Linked DNA regions of Homo sapiens: region 1 is linked to region 2. A link is a loop called in an ENCODE intact Hi-C map of the cell type or tissue named here. Cell type or tissue: natural killer cell. All regions are shown on one strand.

Region 1 (8,000 bases), 100 kb after region 2:
GTTGGGGGTGCCTGGCTCAGACCCCCATTCTGCTTCATGTGTTACCTGTAGCTTTGGGCTGGTCTCTAAATCTCAGCTCTGCAATGGGGATAACAGCACCTACTTGGTTATTCTGTGGTGATCAAATGAGCTGGTGTATTACTATAGAAAGTGTGCTGTTCATGGGAAGTGTTGGATAAATGCAAGCCCAACAGACTTTTCTCAAATCCTACAAATGCTCTTAAATTTCCCCTTACTTCTCAGGTAATTAAAAATAGAGTCAATATAATGTTCACACTTTATTTTTATAGAACTCTTTGCAGCTATCTCCTTTGATATAATACATATTATCCCTGGTTTGTAAATGAGAAAACTGAGACCTACAACTTTCTTCTTCTAAAGGCCGTTGTCTTTTAAACCGCATATATGTAGTCCATAAACCCTTGAAATATGGGTTTATTGAAAGAAGAAATGTTTGATCTCTTTACATTTGTTTTCCTTGTCTAGTGTATGTGTGATTTGGGGGTAAAGAGTCCTAAATTATGGAAATCTATACTATTCTTAAGTGAGGAGCTTCATAATTACATTAATAAAAGTTAACATTGGCCAGGCATGGTGGCTCACACTTGTAATCCCAGCACTTTGGGAGGCTGAGGGAGGTGGATCACTTGAGGTCAGGAGTTCAAGACCAGCCTGGCCAACATGGTGAAACCCCATCTCTACTAAAAATACAAAAATTATCCAGGCATGGTGGTGCACACCTGTAGTCCCAGCTACTCAGGAGGCTGAGGCAGGAGAATTGCTTGAACCCAGAAGGCAGAGGTTGCAGTGAGCCAAGATCATGCCACTGCATTCCAGCCTGGGCAACAGAGGGAGACTCCATCTCAATAAAAAAGAGCTAACATTGATGAAGTGCTTACACATGCTCTGTACCGCCTTAAATTCTGTGCATATATTTACTTCTTTGATCTTCTGAGCACTCCTATAAGATAGATACTCTTGAAATTCACATTTTATCCATGAGGAAACTGAGGCAGAGAGAGGTTAGAGTCTGAGTAAATGGCAGACCCGGGATTTGAATATGTGCACCGTGACCTCTGAGCCCACACGCTAAGGCCTGAATTACACCGTGGGTGGCTGGTTAGCAACATGTATAGAGTGAGTGTGGGTTTTTTTTTTAACTTTTCAGAAGTGTGTGCTGAGCAAATGATAAATGTCTGAGAGCATTGTTGAGATCCTATATCAAGCTGTTCAACAACTTAGCATCTCCTCCTTTTTGGTTTTCAGCTGTGGAACAACTACTTTCACCTGGCTGTTGCTTTCCTTACTCAAGAGTCCCTGCAACTGGAGAATTTTTCAAGTGCCAAGAGAGCCAAAATCCTTAACAAGTAAGTTCTCATCTAGCTCTGAAACTGCAGGCAGGAGCCTCCAACTCTAATCGCATAATTTTCATGTCATTTCTAAGCCAACTTGATACAAATTGAGATGTAATCACGGTGTAATGAAAGGGTGGTTTTAAATCACCAATCAGGTATTGCCTTTTCTAACCCATGAATCAAGATCTAAAATTGCAGGACTCATCCTGGAAGGTTCCAGGTCAGTGTAATCCAAGACTATTAGTGCAACACAGAATTTCAGCTTCCGGAGATAATTCCTTTTGCTATGCACTATTCTGATGTCATTTCACATGTGGTTGACTTTATTGCTTAATTCTTCAATTCGAAAGGAGCTTCTGATGAAAGCTCTTGGCTCTATTGGGATTGTTGAACAGCTCACTGGGGAGTTAGAGCTATCGGGGTTCCTTCTTGGCAGCAGATAACCCCTGTCTTCTTCCGGGCAGGAGCTTTGAATGGACTGAAGCGGCACCTTCTATCATTGTAAATAAACCTCTCCAAAGCTCCATGAAAGCCGAGATCCTTGCCGGCCCCTCCAGCTCTGTAACCCCAGTTTGCATCATGCACCGCTCATGACTCAGTATCAAGAAGCACCATTGTTGCATGGGTTTCCTTCCCCTGTTTGGACACCCGGAGGGTCTTGCTTCGTCTCTTTCTGCCTCCGTTTCACTAATTTCTCACTGCTGTCGGTGTTCCTTTCATAAGTCCTTTTGAGAAGAGTTCTGAAATTGCATTGGTGTTGCCACGTCATCAGTCTCTGTTTGTCATTTTATAAATACCTCTGCAATATCTCGACTGTTCTAAGGCTTGGCCAACTCCATGCTGCTAGCTGAGGTTAGAGATTCCAGAAAGAGTTTCAGAAGGTGGCAGCTGCTCTTATATCCTGTGAGTCTGTATCTCACTTTCAAGGCAAATCCAAAGCACATCATCTCTGGAGAGTAAGAATTATAGTCATAAGCTGGGCTCTGGTGCTCAGCCAGTAGTGGTAATACCAGCTACTTAGGAGGCTGAGGCAGGAAGATCACTTGAGCCCAGGAGGTCAAGGCTGCAGTGCACCACGATCATACCTGTGAATTGCCATGCACTCCAGCCTGGGCAACATGGCAAGACCCCCTTTCAAAAAAAAAGAGAAGAAAGAAAGAATTATAGTCACGTACTGCATAACCACAGACTACATGCTGTATTTTTACTGTAACTTTTCTTTGTTTAGATACACAAATACTCACCATTGTGTTACATTTGCCTGTGGTATTTATTGTAGTCACATGGTACATTACAAACATGTTGTACGGGTTTGTAGACTAGTAACAGTAGGCTATACCGTATGGCCGATGTGTGTAGTAGGCTGTAGTATCTCAGTTTGTGTAAGTTCACTCAGCAGCGTTCACACGACGACAAAATCACCCAGTGACATATTTCTCAGAACATATCCCTGTCATTAAGCAAAGCATGAGTATATTTCAGCAAATCATTTACTCAGCCTGTACTTTATGTCAGTGACTTTCTAAGCATTTCATGTGCATTTTTCTTCTATAATCATTAAAAAGCAAAACCATTCCTTAGGCCCTCGTATCTGCCCTAGTTTCTAGATGAGGAAGGTCACACACAGTGACCGAGCCACTTGGCCAGTCCCACACCTAGAATGTGGCAAAGCAGCATTCTAATCTAGGCGATTCAGGGCCCACGATTTTCACCTGGGCTGCTTTTAGAACCTTCGAGCTTTTGGTCTGCACCTATCTAAGTAAAGATCACCTTTCACCTGGCCATCTTTCCTTCAGGCCTCCTCAGCTGGGTGATTCCTGCCTGACAGCCATCTGTGTAAACAGTGATCATTGTTCAGAAACAAGAAATGCACTTGCTGAGCCAAGCACTGAGAATGGTGTAGGCAGAGTGGGTGCTCGCCTGTGACTACCGAAGCGGCACGCAGCAGCTGCAGCCCACCACCTTGGGGCCTGCACAGGTGTCTGTCGCTCGTCCTGGCTTCCAGCATCAAGAGACAGACTTCTCCAGGCTGCATCTTCTGGAGACTGGCTCAGCAGGGGCGCAGGCTCCTGCTTTGTGGAATGCACGCTCCCTCAGGGCCCAGGGGAAGGGAGGGATGGTGCTTTGTAATTGTTGCTGTTCTTGTTGATTTGCCTTTGTGCTGGGAATTGTAGTGCAGACGGTAGTGACCAACACACACAAAGCACAGTGCGGCACAACGCACTTCAACGCACTGTAATCCACCAGGTGCGGACACACCTCCTTCAGCACGCGCCCCTTGTTGTCCCGTCCAGCAAAAGGACAGCTCGGCCACAGCAGGTGAAGCCACCTGCCCAAGTGTCCAGCGCCCGCTATTGGGTGAAGCTGGGACCCGAGCCCAGCCACAGCTCCTGGCCTCGGAGATGCCTGCGGGAGAAGAGAGGTGAATTTAAACTGGAAATCTGCCTCAAAAGAGCTGGCATCTTCTTAGTGGTGGGGCCGAGCACCCCGCAAGCCCCAGCAGGGCAGCTGTGTGCTGGGCCCTTCCTTCTGTTGGTGTGAGCGTTAAGAGCCTAAGGCAACATCAAGACATGCACTAACAGCGGTGCGGTGGCTCATACCTGTAATCCCAGCACTTTGGAAGGCCAAGATGGGAGGATCACTTGAGTCCAGGAGTTTGAGACCAGCCTGGACAACACAACAACACCCCTTTCTCCACAAAAAATACAAAAATTAGCCAGGTGTGGTGGCGCGCACCTGTGGTGCCAGCTACTCAGGAGGCTGAAGTGGGAGGATTTCTTGAGCCCAGGGGGTCGGGGCTGCAGTGAGCCATGATCACACGACTGCGCTCCAGCCTGGCTGACAGAGTGAGACCGTCTGTCTCAAAAACCAAAACGAAAAGAAAAAAAAACATTAACCTCGAAGGGCCTTGGCTACTAAAGAAAACGTTTGCTTCCCACGTAGTGGCGTGGATTCAGAATCTTCAAAGCCACGGAAAATTACACACAGCCAGCTGGTGTCGCCCCCTCAGGAGCCACCCAGGGCCTCTGCCTAGGGCTTTCGTATTCTCTTTGTCACAACGATAGCAACAGGAGACTCTGGATTTCCCCCAGGAAAGTCCCCAGGCAGTTCAGAAGTTGTCTTTGCAAGACACTGGCAGGACAGCCTCAGGGCTTTGTGCTGTCTGAGGGGCCTCTCCAGGGGCATGAGTTCTGCTCCGCTTGTGGAGGTGACAGGAGATCCAGGACAAAGCCCCCGGAGCCTGAGATAAGACTGCCTTGACCTTCAGGCCACGCGGCACACACGTGTGGAGGGTCAGCCCTATTTGTTGTAGTCTTCATGCCACTTGATAAGCCTTCAGCCCTTCATAGTCCATTTGCAAATTTTATTTCTAAATAGCAAAACCTGCATAAGAAATACATGACGATGTCCTACCCCAATGCTTAAATTTTCTCAGGCACATACAGTGCCTAGAAATGTGATTTGTTTAAAATTGTCCGCATAAAAGGGATTCAGTGCCCACTCTGTGCTCAGTCGGGCCATGGTCCCGGTGCCGGGGACAAAGACACAGACCTCGTGACGAAGAAGGTCATGGTCTAGTGGGGTAAATGGAGAAGCAAAAATCATGAGTGGAGTGGGGCACGCATGCAGTGGTGACGGAGGGCCTTGGCAGCCCGGAGACGGCCCGTGGGGCTCAGCCGTGGGAGACAGAGGCCTCCTGGCAGCTTGGGCTTCCCGGCTGGGTGGTGAAGGCAGCTGAGAGGTTTGCCACGGGACATCGAGTGCCAAAGGGCATGGCGCCATCTACATATGAGCAGAGACATGATCTGGGTTGTCGAAGTGTAAGGGAGCAGCTTGGAGCTTGGGGCGGGGTGTGGGGGCTCGTGGTCTGGGAGTCAACCTCACACTCTGGGCAAACGATGGGCGCTGACTTGGAGCCCCGTGGAGCTTGATGCATGCACCTGTCTGTTTCTCGGGGGAAAGGCATGTGGTATAAAGGTGGAGCCATGACACACCCACTTAGTAGGCTCAGCACTGCCTCCATCTGGGGCCTGTCTCTTACTCTAGGGCTTGTGAATCCAACCTAAGGCATCTGAGGGAGCATCCCCAACCCCTCAGCCTTCCCTTCCCTTCCCTTCCCTTCCCTTCCCTTCCCTTCCCTTCCCTTCCCATCCCTTCCCTTCCCCCTTGCTAAGCCCTTGCAGCTCCTCACATCTGCTTGGTCCACAGCTTTGTGGCTCAAAACAATAGAAATTCCAGCATCAGGAAACCTGCCTGCTCCATCCTCCTAATGACTGAGGTTGGGGAGATAATTAGGATTTTCATTCTAAAGACATTCCCCAAAGTGCATGGGAGTAAATAAAAGAATGGGCCATACCACGCAGAGAACTGATTATGTCAGACCCAAATTGAGTATGAGATTCGCCAGTGTACCACAAAATAAATAACCCCTAGGAATCAAGTCCATAATATGAAAATTTAACTGGCTCAACCTTCAGACATCCTTGGTGCTAGTGACTCCCAAGGAAGGACAGAGATGTCAACAGAATTCTAAGCCTGACCAGCAGCTCTTCCTCCCATCCCAGCCCCCTAGCCTTTTTTACATTATTGGGGTGCAGGAAATATGTCTAAAATGTAAAAGGAATGACTTTTGATTAGCAGCCAGCTTGATAATTTTGTTATGTAAGACACGTGCATCCTGGTGTGGGACAGTGTGTTGAATGACTGCAAAGGAGCTTCTGTGTTCAGGACCGGAAGAGGAACAGGGTTCATGAATTGGGCCTCCCACATATCTAAGCATAAAATGCTCACTTAAAATTTCAGCGCAAGAGGTTAAGTTTGATGGCAAAGTCCAGCTCAGTGCAGAGAGACCATCCACAAAGACCTCCCCACCTGGTCCCTAGGCTGTTTTCAGTTTTGGCGGGGTGGGTGGGTTGTTTTTGTTTTTGTTTTTTTGTAATTATAGAAGTCTGCAGTGTTCTAAGAGGATAGGTTTCACAATGGGACCAAAATATCCCCATCTGACCAAACACTGGGTTCTGCAGAATCTTCTCCAGAAGATTATGTCAAACTCTAGATACTACCTTTAAGGAAACTAACAGGAAATAAACATGCCATGCATGCCGTTTTGCAGCGTGACCTAATCAGAAGCTGCAATTGTATATTCCTGATTATAACAGGAGATACGATCAATTTAATTTGTGTCTGTGCTCATTTTTTTCAAGAGACTGAAATTATTCAAAATTAAATTCACTTATTAGAAGGAGACTCAGGGAGTTAGACTTAACAAGTGGTGACCTGTGCCAACTTCAAGTCAGAAAAGCTCACTGTGTCCCACATGCACCGGTGGTGTTGTTTTTGATGTCCCACCCCCTCTCACCTCTTTAGGAACCCACCAGTCTTTCCCATGAAGTTAAAAATGCCTCACCCCAGCCATGAGCTCCCTCCAGCTTCCTTTAGGTCCATCTCAGCCCTTTCCTTGTCTCCTTTCCCCACCTCCCACCCACTCCGATGCTGGCTCTGGGCACTGCATTGCCCCAGAACCTCAGCCAGGTCCTGGCTGCCCCCAAGCAGATGGAGGGTATTCAGCTCCCTAGATGTTCTCCCCACATCCTCAACATGTTTCTTCTTTCCCTCCATCTCAGAACATGCTTTTCTTCGCTCTCAGGACTCTCCTGAGCTTTTCTCCAAGCTTTTTGGTGTCTGCTCTCTCTTGTCAGATTCCTACCCCTGCACCCCAGCATCAAGTGGCGGTGGGGGTTCCGCACACCTTGGTCTTAGGCCTTCACACTCTATTCTCTTTCCTTAGGAAAGCATTTTTCAAACTGCAGGTCTCAACCTTTGATTGGGTCAGAATATTCACTTAAAGGGCCATCATATCCATTTCCTAGGCTGGTCTGCCATAACAGTGAACACAAACCGGGTGGCTTGAATTGATTGTCTCACAGTTATGGAGGGCAGAATTCCCAAATCAAGGTGTGGGCAGTGTTGGTTCCTTCTGGAGGTTCTGAGGGAGAAGCTATTCCCTGCCTCTCTCCTGGCTTCCGGTGGCTGCCCCGGTCTTTGGCATTCCGTGGCTTGTGGCTGTTTTACTCCAATCCCTGCCCCATCTTCCTGTGGCCTTCTTCTTTGTGTCTTCCTATGTGTCTGTGTCTCTCAATCTCCCTCTCCTTATAAGGACAGAGGTCACTGGATCTAGAGGCCACTCTACTCCAGTATGACTTCATCTTACCTTGAGTACATCTGCAAAGACTCTATTTCCAAATAAGGTCACAGTCATGGATACCAGGGTTTAGGACTTCAACATAGCTTTAAAGGGGAGACAATCCAACCCACACTAGTCATGACCAATAGACTTTTCTTTTCTTTTTTCAGTGAAATAGAATCTAGGAAAAAATATCAGCATTCATTGCAGGCAGTAAGGTTAAGCATCATTTCATAAAACTTTATACACATGCATGTATATTAATATATGTGCTGGTTAATACATGTATTTTTTATGTCAGAAAAGTTTATGAAACTTAAAAAAAAAGTGGCGGCAGCGGGGACGCTTTAAAAAAAACCTGCCTCCTGCAGCCTCTGCTCACGGTGCACCCCTCACCCCCTGGTCTCTCAAACAGGAGCCAGCTCTGTGTTCTGTAGCCCCACCCACCAGGCACTCCCCTA
Region 2 (8,000 bases):
CTTAATCAAATATTTAATTAATAAAACGTGACATACTTTTTGAGGGCACAGCGATGACTCCTGACATTCAATGTATGCGGCACTGCACACTATCCTCTGTCCTCATTTTACAACATCGTTCTTTCTATATTTTTAATTATTCTTTCTTTCTTATACTCCCCGCCCCCTTAATCTTAAAAGGATTTTGAGGTAGCTTTAAAGAAATTCTATATAATATGAAAACACATGTGTGAGAAAATCAAAGCAACAAGGAGAAGCTATCTCATTTCTATTTCAACAAATATAAGTGAAAGAACAATGTTACAAGGATTATAGAATTTTGCAAGATTTTTCCAAGTATGTTATTATTTTAAATCTGAGAAATATGATAGTTATAAGGGCAAATCGTTTGACTTGTCCTGAAAATCACTAAGCTGGGGGAGGAATATAAGGAAGATATGATGATCATGAATATAATCTCATATCTACCTGAGGATAGTAATTATAGTTCTTTGGCTGGGCGCGGTGGCTCACGCCTGTAATCCCAATGCTCTGGAGGCCAAGGCGGGTGGATCACCTGAGATCAGGAGTTCGAGATCAGCCTGGCCAACCTGGCAAAACCCTGTCTCTACTAAAAATACAAAAAATTAGCCAGGCGTGGCATACCTCTAGTCCCAGCTACTCCGGAGGCTGAGGCAGGAGAATCACTTGAACCCAGGAAGCGGAGGTTGCAGTGAGCTGAGATCGCACCACTGCACTCCAGCCTGGGAGACAGAGCAACCCTCCATCTCAAAAATAATAACAATAATAATTATTATTATTGTAGTTTTTTTACTTCTCTTACATTTTCTAAATGTTCTTCCTTTCCTCTGGGTTCTGTTTTTGTTTGTTTGGGCCTCCTTTATTAATGCTGGATGAATTTTTTTCACAAGGCCCAGTACTCTTGCTCAGACCCTCTGTCTCCAAGTTTGTGCACAGAGCATGGAGGCGCATGGGCTTTCCTGCATGGCAAGCCTGGATGGGCTGAGCTGTCATACTTTTGGAACCTCCATGCTTAGTATTAGTGCTTATGTTCTCTTTGGCTGGTCATTTTCACCAAAGAGGATTCTTCTGGTCTTCTTTCTAGGTTTGGTTTGGGACTAAGGTTAGGAGGGGTTAGTTTAAGCCTCCTTGCTGATATGCTGGGAGCTGAGCAGAAAAGAGAGAGGGGAGTATACTGTTTGGTTTGACATCAAACTAAACAGGTGTTTCTTCCAGGTGGTTCTTGTCATTTTCTTCTGCTTTTCAGGTACCTCCCTTGTCCAGAGAGTAAACATGTGGTCCTCTCCCCAGGAGTGAGTTGGAGAGCCCCTCACTGGACATGCTGGGCATAGGCAGACTGGATATAGGGTCACATTTCAAAGCCATCAGCACTGTTGTTTTTCATCTCACATGTAGCCTCCTGAGTACCTGGCACCCTCCAGTTTCTGGGCCTTCCTTGGGTTTTGCACCAGGGATTCACAGACTTCCTGTTAAATGTCACCACGTTCTTGCCTTGAGGGCAGTTGGTACCCACTCATCACCCTCTTTCCTGCTTCCAGAATTCTCTTGTCTTTAGTTGCATCTCCTCAGAGTCCCCTGGTCCTTGTGGGCTTGTGCAGTTTTAATATGTGCCTTACTGTCATTTAATGTGAGGAACTGGGAATGCATGTTTTAAATAGTTTCTAATTTGTGATGTAGGCAACCCCTAAGTATATTTTGAAAAACTTCAGCTCTGTGCAGACTTTGCAGGAGTTTGGGGCTAATTTATAACATTTTGAGGTTTTGTTTGTTTTTTGGACTCCCTGTTTTTCTCTTTCATATTTTCTCACAGAAAATACCACCTATGAACATTTTGCCATTGGCTTTCCCTCTACAAAAGAGAAAGCCATTGTGCTCTGTTGGCCTTCTATCTTATCAGCTCTAAGAACTCACTCATACTTGGATTTATTTCAAATCATTTTAAAGAAGGACTTGACTCTCAGTTACATTCCCTTTTCCTATATTCTCTTCTTCATAATATTGCTTTACAGTATTGATTCTTTGGCTTGAATGCGCCCCAAAAGAAAAATCATCCAGAAGTCATCACCATTATGTTTTTTTTGTTGTTGTTGTTTAGTAATATATTTTAAAATGTTACTGGATAATTCATTTTCATTGCTTTTTATGATGATTATAAGATGGGTTTATTTTCATTAATATATTTGAAATTTAAGCATTTGAGTGAGATTTCCTCTTCAAAGTCCTTGCCTTAGTGAAAACACGGTTAAACTTTGTAACAAGACCTCAGTTGAAATCATGAAGCATAATCCCGGATTCAGTCTTCAGGGTTCTCCTTTTATTGAAACCGGGCACCTACCGTCCACACTCGTCACTCCTGTGTCTCTGTTTACAGCTCCAACAGCTTCTGAGGCTGGGAACTGCCCAGAGATCCTTTGGAATTTAGAGAACTTAGAAGAACGTTAAAATTTCTGCCTGTGTTGTGTGTCCCAGAGAGCAAATCTGTGCTTTGTACAAAGTGTGAGCTCCAGGGTCGATTGAGACAGCTCTTGTCTGGCTGATGAAATTACCAGGAGCAATTTTATACCCTGCTATCCAAGTCACATGGCTAAGTCCATTTTTATTACACCTTCACAGCTCCTCAAGAATATGAATTAAAACCCTTTGGATTTTTTTCTTCTAATTCATACTTAGACCTTCCACTAGGCATAGTTGACAAAGGCACTGTTTAAAAGATATGTCTCATCCTGAGTTTCCATTCACCAGTCTGTGCTTTTGTTAGCCTTTTGTTTTTATATCCTGCAATGACATCCTGCATTCAACTTGCCTGTCACTGAATGTCCCCCTGCTCCACCACCAGCACCCCATTCTACCTGTGCTGTTTTCCTTCTACTGAGACTCACTTCCACCTGTGCCCAGTTCCACCTGCCTTTCCTTCTACCCAGCCTCAGTTCTACTTGTGCTCAATTCCACCTGCCCTTCCTTCTACCTGTGCTCAGTTCTACCTGTTCTCCATTTTTCCTATCAACCTACCTAGTGAAATGGGGGCCCAAACACATTTAAAACTGGGGCACTGAGGTACTTCCAGGAGGGCTGGGGGTGTGCGGGGACGACTTCTGTCCAGGGCTCCCTCCAGGAGCAGTGCCAGGCAGTAGCCAAGGCCACACCAACAGGGGGAGCCCTGCGAGAGAGATTTTTTAAGACAGGAGCTTAAGAAATGGAACTAGATCAGGGGCAGGCAGGGAGAGTTTGTCCCTCCTGCCAGATGGATCCTTTTCTTTCTGGACCACCTTTAAAAATATTAACATACTTTCTCTTTATAAAAACAATCTGGGCTTAGTCTCCCTCCACTCATGACTATCTGGTATCTTTTCTAGTCATTTTTTGTTTTTCTTGTACTATATATTCTTTATATTGGTCAAATGTGTATACATAATTACTGCAGTTTTCCTCTTCAATTATTTTCTCATGCTATTAAAATATTCCATATTTGCATAATGTTTCTTGATTTAATGGTTGCACAATATTTCATCATAACACAAGTTATGATTGCTTGACTTGCCAAATAAAAATATAGGACCCCCAGTTCAGCTTGAACTTCAGGTAAACAACAGTTTTTTTTTTCTAGTATATGTATCTCTCATGTAATATTTCATTGCAACGTTTGGGACATATTTATTTTTCTTTGTTTATCTGAGATTCAAATGGAACTGGGCATCCTGTACTTTATCTTGCAACCCTACAAAATATCATATTATTTACACAGTTTCTTGTGGTGGATGTTTAGAATTTTCAGCAATGCTATGGACATCTTTGGGTATGAAATTTTCTATTTTGAATTACTTCCTTTGGTAGATTATCAGAAGTAGAATTACTTAGGAGATGAGTATTTATTTTCAAGACTTTTCAAACCTATCTCCAAATCACTTTTTAAAAAGGTTATAGCAATTTATGTTCCCACCAACAGCACACAAGAGTCCTCGTTCCCTGCACCCTTGCTCACATTATCATCATTGAAATACTTCTTTGCTATTTTGGCAGGCAAATAATGATGTATCATTTTCATCTTTGATTACTAATGAGGTTCACTTTTTTTTGTTGTTTATTAGGCATTTAGTGTCCTGGTTTTTAAATTTTCTGCAAGTATATCCTGACTTCTGTGGCCCCATTTTGCATTGCTTTGAAGTTATAAGGAATATGTCTTATTTTTACTTATTGACTTATTTTTACTCAGCTGCTGGTGCTGGAGCCTAGTCCCTATGTTCAGGCTCAGGGATGGTTCTGCACAGTGGCTTTTGCTCCCAGCCTACCTGCTAGCCTACCCATTGTCTAGAAGATAAAAGCTTCATTTAGGAGTCATCTCCCAAATGCATTTAAAATAAATCAGTTAAAGCACAGAATAGTAATTTTCTTCTGAGCACACAGAATTAAAGTTTTATTTTCACAGAGCTCGCTCACTTTTGTTCCTAATAAATGACTGGTTTCAAAAGGCTTCCATAAATACCCGTTTTATCCACCCTTATAAGCCCACAGATATGCTGCAGGGTTCTGCTGTGTTCATGGAAACCATAAGGCTTCATGGTATCTGCAGTATTTGCCCAAAAAAATACTGATAACCCAAGGATGGGACTCCATTCCCAAAGGGCAGGGAGGAAGGGGAGGGGCATTTCAGTGAATTTTAATATGCAGATCATCCGTTTCCTAATGGAGTTCATGCTTCACCTTAGAGCTGAAAAAGCAAGACTTACTTTCGCTAAGAAAGGAAAGACTGAACGATGCACATGACTTCTGGAACATTTCCTTAAGTTTGGTAAAGAGGGCACGCACAGTGCCCGGCAGCACCGCCTCTAACTTGTGGAGATGGCCCATCCTTCTGGCCCTTCTGGGCCTCCTGTAATTAATCCCCATCGCAGTTAAACAAGGGGCCGCGTGGTTGCCTTCTCTGATATGCTCTTCCAGAGAGACTTCCCCACGGGGCATTTACATCCTCCCAGGACTTGTTTTATGGAAATTGCTGTGTTCGCTTCAGTTTTTCGTTTTCTGTGTTACAACGGTTTTGGCATTTGTTGCCTTGCATGAATTTCTCCGCATGACGTGACAGTCTGCTGCCTGAATTCAGTATGTCCACGTCACCTGTTCACGTCATCTGGCCTGAGTCTGGCTGCACTGATGTTTCTCATTAGTGTTACTCTGTGCTCATACCCTCAGCATTTTGAGACCCCCTCAAGGATTATGCTTTTCTTTCTACTTTCAGCCTGATCATTTAAGCTAAGCACATTGATACATTGCTTCTGGTGATAAATAGCTGACTTTGTGATTTCATTTATTCTAATGTGTAAGTCTCCATTGTGTAACTGGTTTGACCTGCAGAAAATTGATTTCAGCACCTACTAGGTTCACCTAGGCTGATATAGGCCTCTTCTTCAGCGGGAAAAGCTCCTCCTCTCAAGGGGAAGAGTCCGGGTCAGCGACTGCATCAGGGTCAATTGTGGGCAGAGTACTTCGAAGCCTCTTCTTCCTCACCCTCTTCCAGCTTTCTCTGATGACTGCAAGCGTAGAGGAAAGTGAATCTCTACCTTGTGTTGGTCATCAGAAGTGGCTTCAGATTCCTTAGAGGAAGAGTTAAAATGTGCATCTGGATGAGGGGTAAAGAAATGAGGTCAGCCAGTAAGTACCTGTCTTATAGTCCTAGAGTACAGCCTCCACACCCAGCTTTGCCATTCACTCCTTCAGAGAGTGAAACCTCTAAGCCTCAGTTTCACTGCCTGTAAAGTGGCACAGGAAGAGAAATTTGTGTGTGATTGAAAGAGGTCGTATTCTATTAAAGTGACAGTGTTGTTATTAAGACGATTATCCACGGGACACATCTCATTGTCATAAGGAGTAGACAAGATACAAAGGCAGCCTTTCTTGAGCTGAATGGTATGCCAAATATTTATATGTTTCAAAAGTTCACAAATTTTGCCATTTTACTAATCATTGCCTCAATGGAAAACAAGCATTATTTAGCTGTTTCCCTGAACACCAACTTGGAATCTAAATCTCAGCAATTATCATCATTCACAAATAATTTATATTTCTGGGCAAATGGAAGATATCATATCATCATTATTGTGTTTGTTCAATTTGAGTAATGCGTCCTTCGAGGACTCATTTGGAAGTAGATATGTGTACTATAGGTATAAAATGGATTGGAGAAAATATTGGATTTTAACATTTCACTGTAAAGCCTGTATTCCAAATTAATATAAAAGACATTTAGGCATTCTGATATATTGCTGGTAAAAGGAGAGTTAGTAAAAGAATGCAATTTGAGAGCTCATTTAATAGAGAAAAAATAGGGACATGTCTCAAAGTGTGTTTCATGCTATAATTTTACCAAACTTGTACTGGCTTAATGGGAAAAAATATATATCCTGTGTTTCTTAAAATGTCATTAACTTAGGGGGCAATATTTAAAAGCAAGGAAGGCTTTACAATGTTGTTAGCTACAAAGCCTAGCAGTGAGCAATTGCAGTTAATGGCAACAGAACTGCCTAGCTCACAACCCGCCACCAAAGCAAACACCCTTCAGGGCACGCAAACAAACGTGTGCACACCCACGTCCACACACATACTGGCTGCCTCCATTTGCAACAGCCGGAGAGACGTTTCAGCTTTGGCCCTTTACCTTCCCCATTCTTGATTTTCTGTGTTGCTTTCTTTTTTCCTCCTTCTTTTCCTTTCCACCCAGCTCCGTCTGGTCTGAGAAACTCCCAGCTCTCCCACTTGACATTCTGATGAGCCCACATTCCTCCTGTCCTTCTTCTCGGGGAGGAGAATTGGGCCATAACTCATTGTGGAGTTGTGGTGATTGCCTCCACATCGGGCACAGGGGGATACAGGCTGATTTTGAGAAATTAGAGGCCTTTCTTTGCCATGGCCCAAGAGGAGAGGCTGCACACACATTTTGCCGGATAATAAGGGCAGCAAGTTTCCAAGAGAGCACAAAACAGAAGTTCCCATGATTTCCATCCTGTCTTTAATTTTCTTGTATTTAATGCAAAAGTATTTCAAGCTTATTTTTCCAGTCTGGACAACCCTGTATCAGGAAACACTTGAGGTATTAATAGTTAGAGAGAATAAAATACAGCCCTGAGTGTGAGTGCACCAGTGTTTCTCATTCATGTTACTGTGTACTCATGTCCTCAGCATTGTGAGACCCCCTCAAGGGTTTTGCTTTTCTTTCTACTTTCAACTTGATATTCTAAGGACCCCCTACCAAAAAACATTCCTGAGGTTGGAAGTGACCCATGCCTTATGCTGATCTTCCCTGAGAGAGGGGCAGCAGAACCCAGGGCTCCCTGCCCATGCCCCGTTGCTTCTCCCTGACAGTTTCAAGTCCCAGAATCTGGGATGATTTCGGCTTTTCCCATGAGTGTTGCTCTGTCTCATCTAATTCTATCTTTTGATTCATTTACAGGGAAACTTCGTGGCTTGCATGACAGCTATTTTACGACAAATGGAAGATTACCATTATGCCCACTTGATCAAGACTTTTGGGAAAATGAGGACTGATGTGGTAGTAAGTGTCCCTTTCACCCTGTTCACATAACCATGTTTTAGGGCCAGCACTTTAGACAAAAGCCTGATATCAATATATTCATTTAAAATAGGATTTTGCATGAGAACTTGTCTCTGATTGATTTCAAATGCCTCCTGGGAAGGTCTGACTGAAGCCTTGTTTCTAACAAGACAAGGGTCCGGACTTGCAGACTTGCTTCTAGGGCTGAATGGAGAATGACTCAGGGGCTGAGCCCAGGGAAATCTCTTGTCTTTCTTGGTGACAGTTTCTTCTCCTGTGCTTTGGGATAATTGGAAATTTGGAGATGTTATCCATGGATAGTCTCCCATTAACTCCTATTCATTTATTGGTTGACTTTTTAATAGCAGAAGCCAGAGTGACTTTTCAGCTTTAAGTTGTACTCCATTATTAATTAGCTGTAATCATGGAAGCTCATCAG

Evidence for each region. A loop is a pair of places that touch in the nucleus more often than their neighbours do. Peaks named below come from ENCODE experiments on the same cell type or tissue, not always from the same donor. Only the 100,000 strongest peaks of a DNase experiment are listed, where the experiment ranks them.
Region 1: a loop joins it to region 2, with 9 times the contacts of the local background. A loop is called at or near these places in 8 of 110 quality-filtered maps.

What each region holds. Positions count from the first base shown.
Region 1 is chr10:127,342,380-127,350,379 of GRCh38, forward strand. It overlaps DOCK1 (dedicator of cytokinesis 1), which reads left to right. Exons shown (of 52, transcript NM_001290223.2): 31 at 1,267-1,367. Among named protein-coding and RNA genes, the nearest start is that of INSYN2A, 150 kb to the left of the region's middle. RefSeq lists an enhancer at 4,321-4,470. In natural killer cell, no CTCF peak of the experiment used is centred here; no DNase peak of the experiment used is centred here.
Region 2 is chr10:127,240,549-127,248,548 of GRCh38, forward strand. DOCK1 (dedicator of cytokinesis 1) reads left to right here. Exons shown (of 52, transcript NM_001290223.2): 28 at 7,460-7,561. Among named protein-coding and RNA genes, the nearest start is that of INSYN2A, 48 kb to the left of the region's middle. In natural killer cell, CTCF peaks have their summits at 3,164 (motif pointing right) and 3,365; a DNase peak (open chromatin) is centred at 3,173.